Regions from separate parts of the Homo sapiens genome. Here region 2 is linked to region 1. The links are chromatin loops, found by intact Hi-C in ENCODE. Cell type or tissue: mammary epithelial cell. All regions are shown on one strand.

The links. Hi-C counts contacts between places; a loop is a spot of excess contacts. Peaks named below come from ENCODE experiments on the same cell type or tissue, not always from the same donor. Only the 100,000 strongest peaks of a DNase experiment are listed, where the experiment ranks them.
Region 2: it touches region 1 in a loop (25-fold over the local background); 8 of 110 quality-filtered maps call a loop at or near these places.

What each region holds. Positions count from the first base shown.
Region 1 is chr3:43,158,132-43,166,131 of GRCh38, reverse strand. No RefSeq gene overlaps it. Among named protein-coding and RNA genes, the nearest start is that of POMGNT2, 56 kb to the right of the region's middle. In mammary epithelial cell, a CTCF peak has its summit at 3,851; no DNase peak of the experiment used is centred here; H3K27me3 peaks cover 260 bases.
Region 2 is chr3:43,635,552-43,643,551 of GRCh38, reverse strand. It overlaps a transcript of ANO10 not described here. Among named protein-coding and RNA genes, the nearest start is that of ANO10, 18 kb to the right of the region's middle. In mammary epithelial cell, a CTCF peak has its summit at 4,820; a DNase peak (open chromatin) is centred at 4,371.

The DNA.
Region 1 (8,000 bases):
CTTCCCGGATTACTTCTCTGAAGTCTGTATTCCTTGTAGTGTGTGGCCACTGAAGTTTCTACTCAGTAGCTTAGTTGTCAGTTAATTATTGGTCAGAAGTTAGTTTAAATTCCTTGAACCAATAAGTCTTCTATCCTTCCCAAGGGACTGTGTGTGTGTTGAGGCATGCTTCCAATACACAAGCAGTTTACCCCTCAGCCGTAGCTTTCCTGTTTTGCTTGTGCAGAGCTTCGAGGTAAGCCAGAGATGAGAGATGAGGCCCTTTCATTTTTTTTCCTAGGCATGTGCATAGTTCTGGATATGCATGTGGTTTTCTGGATTGCCAGGGATCTGTCAAAACTTTTCAAAATGTGTTATGGACATCTCATTTCCTAAATCTTTCTTTTAAATTTTTGGCCTGCTCTTTAGTGTGGATGCTTTAGGGATGGGATTTTTTTTAGATGTTCTAAACCCCAGCTGGTAGCTCCAAGGCTGCCAGTTTTTGTAGTTACAGTAGAGCTAGGCAGTGATTGTTGGGAGTAGGTCAGGTCGCAAAGCCATAAACTGACCAACCTGGGCAATATAGCAAGACCTCATCTCTATAAAAACAAAATTAAATTAAAAAAATTAGTCAAGTGTGGTGGCATGGGCCTGTAGTCCCAGCTCCCTGGGAGGCTGAGGTGGGGGGATTGCTTGAGCCTAGGAGTTTGAGGTTACAGTGAGCCATGATTGCACCACTGCCCTTCAGCCTGGGTGACAGAGTGAGACCCTGTCTTTAAAAAAGTAAAACAAAGTAAAGCCATAAATTGCTACTCTTATGGAGGTTCAGTAGTTCTTCTTAAGTAAACTTGTATTGTTGCAAGCTTTTGGTTGATTTTTGGAGTTAAGAAAAAGTTAATTTTAACAATTTTTTGCCAGTGTTTTCATTGCTTTTATGAAGAAACAGATTTATGAAGGTTCTCACTCTGCCATTCTGGTCCTCTATTAATTTACATTCAGCAGTTTATCCTTTTTTGTTAGTCTAACAATACCACTGTAGACATTCTTGTACACATGTCCTTTAAGCATTTGTCTGATTACTCTTAAATAAATTTTTCATGCTGGATCAAGGAGATAATGCTTGAAATTTTTATACCCCAGCAATGTAATAACAGTGTGGTCCCTTCAATAACACGCTCAACTCCTTTCCAGAATTGGGTTTGATCATTCTTTTACGTCTTTGCTGGTCTGATATGCAAAAGAATCATTTTTTGTTTGAATTATCATGTCCTTGATTACTAGTGAGAATAAATATCTTTTCCAATATTTGCCACTATTTGCTCTTCTTTTGTTTATATTATAGCTTTTCTCTATTCCTGTCTCCTCCCATCTCCCTCATTCTCCCCCACCACATCCCCCATGAAGAGCCTGAACTCTTTGAAAGGTTCAATTCCACTATTGCCTTATAAACCAATATATCTAAGTGCCAATGAAAAACTGTCTCAGACCAACTCAGAAATGCATGATGAAGTCATAACCAAAATGTCTTGGTGTAACAGATGTTACAGCTTCAGCATCAGGGGTGTTATTGCCTTGTACAATTGCTTGTGTGATCCCATTTTCCTGGGGTAGCACAGACGGCACTCCCAGCCTAACAGGAATCGGTTTTTCTGCTTTATGATGCACTCTAGAACCGCTAATTACGTCCATCTCACCCCCAGCTATTTGTTATCTCTTTCCTTCTCCAGACTGAGAGATGGAGGAGGGAAGTCAACCTGGCTTGTCCGAGGGGTGCAGGATAGCCTGCAGGAGCCCTGCCCAGACTTTGAATGTAACTCTCCCAGTCACAGCTTTTCAGGGGCCATCTCACCTGAGTCACCATGGGGACAAAGTACAGGAGGAACTTGCCTTACCCTGCTCATGGGAGACTCCATCACAAGATCGTGTCTCCTGCAGGAACAGGGGGCCCAGGAGACTCAGGATCCCACTCTGGCTCTGCCTAGAGTGTCGCATCCTAGAGAACAGGAGGATACCCTCGGGCAGCCCTTGCCTCTTACAGAATCAACACGGTCAACAGGAAGATGAGAGGCGGGACTGGCTGGCTTGAAGTCCTGTCCAGCCCAGCCACTTATGATTGGGTTACCAATGAACACCTAGCCCCTGCGTGAATATTCAGAGGTTGGTGAAGTGCACCCTCCTCAACCCTCACCTCCTGCTACCCACACAGGACACCAGTCCTCAGTTTGGTCTGGGGAGTCAAGCTGCCTGAGCTTGAATCCCACCTCCACTTTCTACTGGCTATGTGACCTTGGGCAAGTTATTTAAGCTCTCTGCTCCTCAGTTTCCTCACCTATAAAATGGGGACAATGCTATTACCTACCTCAGACAGTTGCTGGGAGTGGTTCTAAGAGAGGTAACAGATATACAGTGCTTCCAACTGTGACTGATAGACAGTAACCACTCAAAAAATGTTAGCAATCAAAACGCTTTAGAGTTTAGCCACTGCTCCTAGCCCTGCCCTCTGCAGCCATTGTCTATCTCAACAGCAGGAAATCTGCTAGGGCTGGGGCACACTGAGCACTGTGCCAGGATGCCCACCACCTGGGGATGGGTGAGGAGATGGGCTGGTGGAACCCTGGAACCCTGCTCCTGCACTGTTTCCTGGGAGAAGAATTTGTGCCTGCTCCCAAGTGCAATATATGGAGCCCCATGACTTAGAGTCAGAAAGATATGCCTTTAAGTGCCTGCTCCTTATTGACTCTCCATGAGACCTTCATAAGGGTGAATTCCTTAAGCTCTGGGTGTCGATTTGTTCATTTTGAAAATGGAAATCAGAGTATGCACCACTTGCTGTGTTAGGGGAAAGATTAAATTGCTAATGCCTAAGACCTGATAAACACCACTGGCACCACACTAAGGATTCATCTTGGGTCGTAAAAAGTGACATTCTGCTCTTATCATAAAGAGCCCCCCGCCCCACCTCCACAACCCTATTTCGAATAAAGGACATACCAGTTTCTGCAAATTTGGTCTTATTTAAAGCCAAGCAGAGGTGGCTTTTATGTGATGTGACATAAAAATTCAGACTGAGCCCTGTTTTGCTTTCTCTTTTGGCTGCTAACTTGACCTAGCTGCCTTTCTTCCCCTCACACCACGGGAGTTCGGGTTGCCAGGTAAAATCAGCACAAGTCTAACACTTCCTGTCAGCTCAACCTGAGTTTCTTCCACTTATGCTGTCTGCAGTGGCTTCGGCATCCCGAGCCAAGGGGCCAAGGGTGATGTGTGGCTGTGCTGACACATCCCCTTCCCCTTGAGTAGCCCTGGGACCTGGGATGCGGGAGAGGGAGCAAGTGAGCCAGTGCTCAGAGAACAGCCACCTACAGACCCCTAGGCAGGAGACCCCAAAAGGCCGCACTTAGCCTCCACAAAGAACCAGGCCCTCTTCCTCAGCGGAACCATTTCCAGAACGCAAAGCATCCTCTGGGGAGGTCCAGCTGCTGTGCCTTTGCCACTTCTCAGTGCTGAGCTGGTTTGGCAGGGAATGTGGCAGGCAGCAGTTGGCAGTCACAAGGGTCAGAGGAGCATTCTGTGGCATTTATACAGAGTCACGTTTCTGACTTGACTGAAAGTAGAATCTTTAATAATATATAGGTTTTAAGTGACTGAGGGTTGCTCTTGCCAAATCCTAGCATAAAGCATATTTTTACAGCTGGGATGATAAATCCCTGAAAGACGGCACTTACCATGGAAACGCTGACACAGCCTTTCATTCCCTTCACAGTGATTAAAATCCTTATTTCAATTTGTTTTTCTTTATTTTGAGCTAGAGTCATTTGCAAGCCCAGGAATACATCTCTCTGTGAAAGAAAACGAAATGCTGCCCTCTGTCAGAAATAAAATGAAACTGTTCTTAACTCACTGCAGTGGTACAAATCTCGCCTTGAAGAATCATGAAAACCCAGGAAATCAGGCTTTCTAGCCAGAGTAGAAACTCCTGCAGAACTTACCTTGTTTCCTAGGGAAAGTAAGACAGAGACAGGAAGGCAGGCAACCAACGGTGTGTTATCAAACCAGGGGCCACTATGGGCATCTGGAGATTTAGCCTTTGAGGAATTCCGGGAGCCATTGCAGCCAGTGCACATCAGGACCATCCTGCCTACAAGGTGGGATGCTCTGGGGTGTTTGTTCGCCAGTTCCCACCAGTCACTGGTTTCAAGCTGCCGCACATCAGTGCTTATGCATTTCTGGCCTGCTGCTCATTGCGGGCTCCAATGGCCAGAGGGAGCCCTCAGGCAAAGAGATGCAGATTTGGCAGTTGGAGGCCCAGCCCTTGTGCTGGTGAGGCTTGAGTGCATATAGGGAGCCCTGATCTGTCCACTGATCCCACTCTCCATTATCCCTTTTATGCTTCTTTGGACTGTTTTATTTGCAAGTATATTTAATATGGTTTGGATGTTTGTCCCCTCCAAATCTCATGTTGAAATGTAATCCGCAGTGTTAGAGGTGGGGCCTAGTGGAAGGTGTTGGGGTCAAGGGGGCAGATCCCTGATGAATGGCTTGGTGCCCTCCCCATGGTAATGAATGAGTTCTCAATCTTAGTTCACAGGAGAGCTGGCTATTTAAAGGAGGCTGGCACCTCTTCCTCCCTCTCTTGCTCACTCTCTCGCCCTGTGACATGCTGGCTTCCCTTCCCTCCTGCCATGACTAAAAGCTTCTTGACGCCTCATCAGAAACCAAGCAGATGTGGGCTCCATGCTTCTTGTACAGTCTGCAGAACTGTGAGTCAAATAAACTTCTTTTCTTTATAAATTACCCAGTCTCAGGTATTCCTTTATAACAACACAAAATAAGCTAACACAATATTTCATTCCCTTGGGGTTCAGGGAATTCCCTCTGTTTATCCAAGTCTTATCATCCGTGCTGAACCAAAAGCTCAGTGATCCTACTAACCAAATGCCCAGGAATGTCTTTCTACCTTTCCAAATCTTGTAATTGGAAAATCCATAATTGACCTGGCCACATGTCTTAATTTGCCAGTGAGATCTCAGCAGTGTTTCTCATTTAATAGCTGATGTGGTCTCAAATTTCCCAACCTAACAAGGCTTCATTCAACTCTGCAGATCATATTAGAACTTGGCCTAATGAGACCTGAGCATTTCCCTGATTCTGCACATGGTCAGAGCTTGGCAACAGGGTTTTCCAGAGTGTTCCACAGATAATCAGTCTGGAGAGATATTCCTCAGAATGGGGATTCAGAGATGAGATAAGCCTGGTAACATCACTAGGTATAGCACCCTCTTAAAGATCATAAGGCCCACCAGGATATTAAAGGCTCTGAGAAGTCCTGCAGGGAATAAATCCAATTAGCTTTGTTTAACTCAATGTTTCCCAACTTATTTCATCACTGGACTAGTTCTTCACGAAACATCTATTATCATCCTGTAACATACCAGATATAGTACACTTAACTGGATTTGCCTTTTATTTGTTTTCCCCCCTTATTTTAGTGAATTTTAAAAATATTTTTATTATACAAGTATGACATGTTTTGTAGAAAGACTGGGCCGGAGGCAGTGGCTCACGCCTGTATTCCCAGCACTTTGAGAGGCCAAGGAGGGCAGATCATGTGGTCAGGAGTTCGAGACCAGCCTGGCCAACATAGTGAAACCCCATCTCTACTAAAAAAAAAAAAAAAAATACAAAAAATGAGCATGGTGGTGGGTGCCTGTAATCCCAGCTACTTGGGAGGCTGAAGCAGGAGAAGTGCTTGAACCCGGGAGGCAGAGTTTGCAGTGAGCTGAGATCGTGCTTTTGCACTCCAGCCCGGGCAACAGTTCGAGACTCCGTCAAAAAAAAAAAAAAAAAAAGACTGAAAAAATACAAATAAGGAAAAAAGGAAGAAAAGGCACCGTGACATAATTACTGTGAACATTTTGGGTTCCGGAAGCGCATGTGTCCATGTTTCAGCATTCCTTTGTGAGAAGCAGTTTTTACTATAACAAAAATTAATCTGTCTTCCCAGATTATATTCGGTTTTATGACCCTTGATTCTAAGTAGCAGATTTCATAAAAGAAAACACACATTCTTCTAGCCAGCAAAAGCCAAAGAACCATTCTGAATTATTTCCAAAACCCCAGGTGGAGGAAAATTCCTCTACCATATGTTGCACCTTTTATGGGAAGTGGCAGGCCAAGAAAATAAATGAATTGGTAGGAAGAGGAAAAAATGTGATTTCTCAACCATGGAAAAATATTTATTATAAAAAAGGCAATAATGAAATACACTCAAGAATTTGGAAGGTTGTCTTTGGAAGATGAGCCCAAAGGTGACTTTCTTTGCTGCTGTAAAATCAAAGCATAAAGATAAGTATTTTGTAAAGCATCCTCTCTCCCCCGACAAAACCAGTCACAGTGGGAGTTAAAGCAGAGTAGGGAACACCGTGTCTTGGTTGTGGGAGAGAGAGCCTTGCCTGGGAGGTGACACAGCCCCTGGGGTAGGGCCAGGTGCGTCTCTCCCAAGAAGCACTGGGCTTGCTGCATGACCTCCAGATGCGGCAAGCCATGTGTGGGGCCATGGGTGGCTGCAGGGGAAGCAGGAGGTACAGCTGGTCACAATGACATCAGAGCAGGCCGAGGAGGGAGCACCTTAATTACCCCTTTCACAAATGGTCCCTGAAAACCTGAGCATGTTTCTTTGCTAGGGGCTTTGCCCTGGCTATCTGTTCCTTCAGACTGGCATCATCTTTCAGGTCTGAGTTTAGAGAGGGCCTGTGAGGAACCCTAGAGCACATAGCATTGGGGCAGGGCCAATATTTGCCTGACTGCAAAACCTACAGTCTCAAGCTTTGAGCTCTCACAGGGTTTTCAGATAGTTACAGTTTAAGAAGGGAAGATTTCTGCCTTAAACTTGGCACGTATGTGCTATCTGAAGTCTTGGGGAGAATATCTGATGCATAACTCCAGATCTCCTTCTTTTCAAGATAATGGCGTGTCTGAAATGGCTGAAGACAACTCCGATTCTGTCCTTTGGGGACTGGAAGACCATTCTGGGGTTGGGGGTGGGTACAGGCTCTGTGGACACAGTCACAAGCCACAGCCCCCTTGCTGCTAGCCTGTGTCCCTTGCCCTCTTGCAGCAAGAGCCAGCCAGTCCTCCAAGCTCTGTGACAACACTGCACAAGGCATGGACCCAGAGGAAGCCCCTCCAAGCAGAGCCAGCTGCCCACCGATGATGGCCACTGAGTGCCAACCAGACGCCACACTGTCCTACTGCCAGAGGGGGAACCTAGAGAGAAACATTCACTTTCATTTTATCTCATCTTCTTGTGTCAACTCCTCAGAGCGCTATCCCTGACCCCCTATATAACACAGCATCCCGTGTCACTGTCAAACCCCTGATCCCTGTTTATTTTTCTTCTTAGCATTTATCACTCCCTCATATCATGGTGTCTCTCTCTCCCTCTCTCCTTAATGATAGGCAGGGACATGAACCATCTGTTCACCTTGATTCTCCAGCACCCAGAACACTACCTGGCACCAAAACATGCTCAATAAATATATGTTAGTTGAACGTCTGCCTGTTCTTACAGTACGATGGGTACGTATCAGAGCTTCAGGAGTCCAGGTAAGGGCTGGTTGGGTATTCAGTCAGTTTGACTCCAGTCAGAATCCTGACTTCTTCTTTAGTTATTGCAGTAGGCGTCCGCTGTCAGAGCAGCAGTGGATGACACTGAGGGACCTGGGCTCTAGCCCCCTTCTCCTCTGTGACCTCCAGCAAGTCCCTTCCTCTCTGCCCATCAGCTTCCTCACTTAGAAAAAGAAGTGAGATGGACTCTAAATATCTTAGGGTAGGTTTCTATCCCCAAGGCAAGCACTAAAAGAAAAGTGGTTGATTAGGAAAGAAAACCAGTAGGGGAGTGGGAGGGTGGGTGTGACCAGCTAGGAGGAGGCCATGCAAGGGTGCAGTGTCAGGCAAAGTGCCCTGAAGGCTTCCCCTTGGCTACATCTTGCAGGGAACCCTGGCGACAGTGCAGGTCACACCCC
Region 2 (8,000 bases), 480 kb before region 1:
ACACATATGAAATGACGCCCAATTTCCCTTACAATAAGAGAAATGCAAATTAGAATTCTTCTGGATCCAAACATTTTATAACATACTCTACTGAGAGTGGAAATGCAAAATGGAACAAACCCTATGGATGGGGATTTGGCAAAATTGAGCAAAATTACATATGTGCTAACCTTTCACCCAGCAATCTCGTTTCTAGGAATCTACCTTGAAAATACATCTCAGGCAGGGCGCGGTGGCTCAACCCTGTAATCCCAGCACTTTGGGAGGCCGAGGCGGGTGGATCATGACGTCAGGAGATCGAGACCACCCTGGCTAACACGGTGAAACCCCGTCTCTACTAAAAATACAAAAAATTAGCCGGGCGTCGTGGCGGGTGCCTGTAGTCCCAGCTACTCGGGAGGCTGAGTTAGGAGAATGGCGTGAACCCGGGAGGCGGAGCTTGCAGTGAGCCGAGATTGCGCCACTGCACTCCAGCCTGGGCAACAGAGCAAGACTCCGTCTCAAAAAAAAAAAAAGAAAAAAGAAAAGAAAATACATCTCTACAAATAATCAGTAACATTTGCACAAGGTTATGTAACACAACATTGTTTGCAGTAGCAAAAGATTAGAAATAATCTAAACATCCACCAACAAGAGAGGCTGTAAATAAACTGCAGTACATACATGAATTGGCGACCAGGCATCATAAAACACAGAAAAAAAAAAATGTCTGTGAATTGAAACAATCTCCAGAATATATTTTTAGATTTAAAAAGTTAGTATAGTATGCTATATTTTGTGTGTAAGGGGGAAAAAGGAGGAATAAGAATATATTTAGGTATTCGCCTATATTTGCAAAAAGAAGCAATAAAAATAATTACCTATAGGAGGTGGGGGGAATGAAGTGAAGGGAGAGGGTTAGGAGTGAAACTTCTGTGGGTTTGGTTACCTTTTCGTGTATTTTTTAACTTTGGGACCACATAAATGTTTTATATATTTAAAAAATTCAAATAAAAAAGACAAAAGTAAAATCCTAAAATGGAAAACAATTGGGACCAATGAGCTTAACTTTATTTCAAATGTGGCAACCACAGCTATACAAAGAACAGAATTATTTCAGTACTTTAATTATACACTCATAATGGATTTGATCTAAGGATAAATGAATAGAAGGAAATCTTAAATTTCAGTCAGTAATTTATTATTTATATAGTATTATAATTCTGAACTAGGAGAAAACAAGTGTACAATTCTGAATTAGGAGGAAAGAAACACTATATTATTACAAACCAAAACTTTCAGTGTAACAGAAAAGAGAGGCAAAAACAACTATTAAGTCAAAGAACTTAAAATAAAACACTGTAAGGTTAAATTTGCATTGAGAAATTCACATTAAATAACCTTTTAAAAGTGTATTTGTCATTCCTGGATCTGTTCACTGAAAGGGCTTTGAAGCAATGATACCCTTGTGTCAATTAACATACCTTGCCCCTTGATCTTGGCATCGAAATATCATTTCTCACCAGTAAGGAGAATGTCCTTATTAGGAAATGCATGTTGAAATATTTAGCAATGAAATGGCATGAGTCTACAGTTTATTTTCAAATGGCTCAGCTGTGTGTGTGTATCTGTGTATGTCTGTATGTGGGTGGGTGGGTAGGTGGTAAGGATCTAATTATTACACCAAGCAATCCCTTTTCCTGCACCTGGCATAACCTCCTGTAGAATGAGCTCAAGCTTCCCACACTCGCTTGATGACATGGCCTCCATTCTGAAGATGAAACAAAACTTGGAGGAGCACTCATGTAAAGATCTAAATTACTAAAATGCCTGTGCCTGAGACTCAGAGATCCTAAAAATAGACAGTGCCATGTGTGCTCTAATTTTCTGCTTAAAGTGACTTAAATCCTTTCAATTCAGACATTTTCAATAGAATATATGGTACTTCAACCTTATAAGTCAAATGCATTTGTTGAAATAACATTTCTCAGTAGTTTTTTCAGTTTCCGTGGCTGCAATGGGTGGAGAACTTTCATTAGCAGTTATTGGCTTTGGTGTGGCAATGGATGTTGCACAAAGGCCTTTGCTTGGGAGTTGGGAAACACAGGTTCTCATTGGGCTCTATAACTAACTTGCTATGTAGCTTTGTATAAGTCATATCACCTTTTGGGATCTTGGTCTTTCAACTGCCGAATATAGGTATTGGATTTTTCTTCTACTGTAAACAGTGATTTGGAATTTTCTCCAAGTAGAGTGATATGTCTACCATAACAGGGGTAACAAGAAAGAAACAAGAGTGAGAGTTTATTACAGCATGAAGTGGCACCAGGAATAGGAAAGGAACCCCCAATCCAGATAATTTTTTGATATCAATCTTGTGTCAAATTCTTTAAACATATGACAATGAATAAGAGCAACAAATGAATCCTCAACTATAAGAACAATATTTTGGTATATAATTTTATGTATAATTATCCTTAGTTCCAATAATTATTTTCTTTTTCTATCTAGAAGGAAAAGGATGGATTCTGAGTGGTTCCAGCTAGCCATAGCTCCCTATAGCTGCAATTCATGTGGCAGCCTGCGTGTATGCTAGCGTTGGCTGAGGATTTTTAATGCACTTCAGATTTTGGTTTAATATGCTTGCAAATAACTTACCATGGAAGTCCCCTTGAAACACATTAAATTCTCTGTTTACTCGCATGACTGGGGAATTAGACAATCAACCATGACAATCTATCAAAAGTATTAGAATACAAAAAGCACTAAGCATGAAATCTTATTGAAAACCATTTCATTCTCTTAATTATTCATTAGGTTCCTCAGACTCTGAGAGACCTTCAAGGTCATTATTATGAATATTAATTATCACTGTAATGTGGCAATGGAAAAATGCATTTTAAAAGAGTTCTGTTCAGTAGAATACTGCTAGTAAAAGAATTCACCATTTTATTTGGGAGTGTGTGCTCTTCTGCTTTTTTGCTACATGGTGAGAAAATAGGAACATTAGAAATGAAACTTCCAGAATCTTTTTAGTGCATGGGATGGGTTCCAGTTTGCATGATTCCTGTGCAAAGGCCTGGGAGGAAGGAGTACCTGCTGACTGGGGTCAGGGAGGAGTGGAATGAAGTAGTGCCAGGCAAAGATGGCAAGTTCTCCACTGGCCAGGGTTGATGCTTTGCCCTGCTAGCCAGTTGTTTTTAAAAAAATTCAGCCAATATCCACCAGATGCCTTCTCTTCACCATGCTTTTTGTTGGTTTAGAAACAACAGAATGGACTTGGTTGAGTGGTGCAGCTTCAAGTAAACTCTTTCCACATTATAAGCTGGGGGTATATTTTTTAACCTTTTCTTCCCTGTTCCCTCAAAGCACACAACCAGCAATGAGAGGTCTTGTGAAATTGAAACCCATTAAATATAAAGACATCTAATGACTGATGTGTTTAAATATCAATCCTTCAAGTAAAGCTTTGTAGAGTGGTTCATTTTGGAATGATTGTCCAGAACACTGTTTTCAGACCTACTCTGTGTCCTCTTCCTTTACCACCCCACTTTCACCCTAACATACATCTTCTGCAACCCCGACTCTCAGGACTAGGCTTGCTTAGGCTAGCGACACTCCAGTGAGTTCAGCTGGTTGTGCTAAGACAAAATAATGCTGGAGACATTCTCTGAATGAACTGGGGTGCCATCCAAACAGGCTCATATCTGAAAGTATACTATTGTGCCAGGTCCTACTTTCTAAAAAGGCAGAATTGTCTACATTTTCTTTTTCTTTCTTTCTTTTTTTTTTTTTTCTGAGATGGAGTCTTACTCTGTCGCCAGGCTGGAGTGCTGTGGTGCGATCTCAGCTCACTGCAACCTCCGACTCCCTGGTTCAAGGGATTCTCCTGCCTCAGCCTCCTGAGTAGCTGGGATTACAGAGCTGGGATTACAGGCATGCACCACCACGCCCAGCTAATTTTTGTATTTTAGTAGAGACGGAGTTTCACTATGTTGGCCAGGATGGTCTCAATCTCCTGACCTCGTGATCCGCCCACCTCGGCCTCCCAGAGTGCTGGGATTACAGGCGTGAGCCACTGCACCCAGCCAGAATTGTCTGTATTTTCATCACAAATTGATTCTTCAACTTATTTTAGTTGTGTGGCATTTGGATCTATGTCTTAAACATTAGTGCTAGAAATGCACTGTAAACACCTAGCAAGGGTGTGGACGGGAGCCCTCTAGATCTAGTGAGGGCAAACTGGCTGAGTCATCTGATCTCTGGGCTGGCTGCACTGCGATGACTTAAAATGTGAAATTCTTTGACGCCCCTTTCAAAAGATGAAGGCTAATTCCTCTCCCCTGGAATGTGGGCTGGACCTAGTGATGTGCTTCTAACAACTAGAACAACACAGAAATGATGGTGTGTGACTTTGGAGAGTAGGTGATTCCCAGGTATTACAGCTTCCTGCTTGCTCGCTCTCTCTCTCTGAGCCCTCCCTCTGCAGGAAGCCCATGCCATGTCCTGAGGACGGGTGAGCAGCCTGGTGGAGAGATCTATCTGGTGGGGAACTGAGACTGCCTGCAGTCATGTGAGGGAGCCACCTTAGAGGCAGACCCTCCAGCCTGAGTCAAGCCTTCAGATGACTGCAGGTGACATCTTGACCACAACCTCAGGATCAATTCTGAGCCAGAACCACTCAGCTAAGCCACTCCCACATTCCTGTCAGAAACTGAGTGACATAATGACTCTGTGGTTTTTAGGCTGCTATATCTGGGAGCAATATGTTCAACAGGAGTGGTACCTACCTTGAGTATTAATAATTGTTGAGAGTCACCTTTCTCACCCCTTCACTTGATGGCGCTGTGGTGCAACTGCAAACTCCTGTGGCAACGACTTGTCTCGCTGTACAGCAGGTGTGTAACTTCCTACCCAGTGAGTGCTGGGAATCAGGCCCTTGACCACCGTTTCACAAACCTCTAGCTGCTCTCTGGCTACTTGTGAGTTAAAGTATTTTTACCCTTTAAAAAATACTTACTAAACATTTCATTTTTCACAAATAGGTAGAAAAAAGATTTGTCACAATATCCCATCTATATCCCATTGAGCAGACTGAATAGCCAACATTATATGCATTTATTGCTTGATTCTGAAGACTAAAAATCCCAGTGAAATGACACATGCTTTAATAGGGGTAATTATAATACAAAATTTCCAATTTGTATTATTTTTATTAACACCATAAAAACATCTCAAAAAAGCTTCTCTTCTTAACTTTTTGTAAATTGTGATCAAGAGGATTAATATAAATTGCATAATTTCAACAAAAATATCTATTTCTTACTTGTGAAAATTATTCATCTCTTCAATTGTAATGCAAGTTCGAAGGTTATCCTTACAAATGAGCAGTTTATAGCCTGGTTAGTCAATGACCATTTATACATTTCTGTCTGGAGAAGGCAGATTTTCAGGAGGAATAATGTAGAGTTTAGGTTTTCACAAGATGATCTCATTAAGAATTTTTAACTTATAGTTCAATTAAACGACGTATCTCAATTTAATCTGCTTGTATTTGAAGATAAATATGCACATTTCCTTTATGCTTTATGAAGGAAACAATTTTTAAAACTCGATGGAATTCTGCTTTGGATATTTTTATGATTACTCATTCATTGCTGCCCATTATATTCTTATACTGTATTCAGAACAGGTAGTAAATCCCACTAGTTCTAAAAGGGAAAATGACAACTTTCTGATTTATCCTCCAACAATGGTTACTTTTTGCCTCATAATTTGTTTTCTTTAAGACAAAAGATAAAAAGCAAGATTTGAGAGAGGTTCCTGGATCAACTGGCTCAATCTGCTTAGTTCTACAAAGTGGAGTTTCTGGGCATCATTCTTCATTTCTGTACACAAAGTGCTGTGAAGCTCAAGAAGAAATAGCTCTGCACAGGAACGATGTGCACTGCCCTACTGCTTCTTTATCTAGTAGGTGAAAAAAAAAAATGCCCTGACGCTGTCTCTTGGGCTGTTTTATTCTTCTTCTAAATTTTGGTCCTAATTCTCCGTGATGCTATTGTTTTTAATTGGGGCGTTTGTTTGTTTGTTTGTTTGTTTGTTTTGAGATGGAGTCTCGCTCTGTTGCCCAGGCTGGAGTGCAGTGGCGCCATCTCGGCTCATTTGCAGCCTCCGCTTCCCAGGTTCAAGTGATCCTCTTGCCTCAATCTCCCGAGTGGCTGGGATTACAGGCATGCGCCCCCAAGCCCAGCTAATTTTTGTATTTTTAGTAGAGACCGGGTTTCACCATGTTGGCCAGGCTGGTCTTGAACTCCTGACCTCAGGTGATCTGCCCACCTTGGCCTCCCAAAGTGCTGGAATTACAGGTGTGAGCCACCGCACCCAGCTTTTTGTTTGTTTTTTTGAGACAGGGTCTCACTCTGTCACCCAGGCTGGAGTGCAGTGGTGCAAACACAGCTCACTTCAGCTTCCACCTCCCAGGCTCAATTGATCCTCCCACCACAGCCTTCCTGCTAGCGGGGACTGCAGGCATGCACCACCACGTCTGCCTGGCTAACTTTTATTTATTTATTTGTGGAGACAGAGTCTCATCATTTTGCCCAGGCTGGTTTTGAATTCCAGGGCTCAAGGATCCACTCGCCTTGGCCTCCCAAAGTGCTGGGATTATAGGCCTGAGCCACTGCACCAGGCTAAATGGGGCCTTTTTAGTGGTGACAGAGACCAGGTGTTTTTCAGTTTTTGAGACTCCCAATATATTTTAAAAAATAAAGAAATATCAATTCAGGTTTACAACAAATTTAAATGCTAGATACTTTCAACATCCACATTTAACAAAGAACGTCTATTAAACACAAAAATATATGACAATATATTGTACAAATTACAAGATAAAGGATTTGTGAGAAATATTAAATTCATTGTGTATAATTATTACTACTGTGGTCTGTTAATGAGACACAAGTTTAAAGTTGTTTTGAAGGATGTCTTCTTTCAATCCTCTCTGTATAGCTCTGTAACTACTTCTGTACCCTCAGAGATGGTGTTTCAACTTAAAACTTGTGAATGTGAAATATGAGCCAAAAGACTCTCTCGGCCCTGAAATGACCTTTGTAGCAGATGCTGCCAGAGGCCCCCTGTTATCCTCCCTGGACTCTCCAGCTAACCTGATGTCAACTGCCAGTGTGTGCATCTCCTTACCTGAGGGCTGTTCTGGTGGCAGGAGTCCTTGCTACTCACAGAAATGGCCACCAGAAGTGCCAGAAAAATTAACCTCCCTTGGCCAGCAGTCCTCAACCAGCTCCCTCACTGACACTGATGTGCAGGTGTCTCCTATGCTGGTTGCTGGAGTCAACCACAGCAGCAGCCTTCTTGACAACATACCCTTCACTGGCTGCCTTCCTTTCCATCTCTCTTCTTCACTCCCCTACCTATGTCTCCTAGGCTCTCCCTTCAAATAAACAGCTTGCACTTGAATCTTTGTTTCAGGGTCTGCTTCCGGGGAAACCTACACTAGGACAACTCTGTTTTTTGGGTTTTTTTTGTTTTTTTTTGTTTTTTTTACTTGTTTGTTAAGGATTCACCATATAAGAATTCACCATATAAAAATGCTAACGTCTGACACATTGGACCACTCAAAGAGAAGATATCAGAGCTGGGCCGGGCATGGTGGCTACGCCTGTAATCCCAGCACTTTGGGAGGCCTAGGCGGGTGGATCATGAGGTCAGGCTATCGAGACCATCCTGGCCAACAAGGTGAAACCCCATCTTTACTAAAATACAAAAAAATTAGCTGGGCATGGTGGGTGCGCGTCTGTAGTCCCAGCTACTTGGGAGGCTAAGGCAGGAGAATTGCTTGAACCCAGAAGGCGGAGGTTGCAGTGAGCCAAGATCTCACCACTGCACTCCAGTCTGGTAAAAGAGCGAGACTCCGTCTCAGAAAAAAAAAAAAAAAAGATCAGAGCTTACCAGATTATACGAACTAAAGAAACCAAAACTATAATGTCAGATTAAGTCAAAGACCT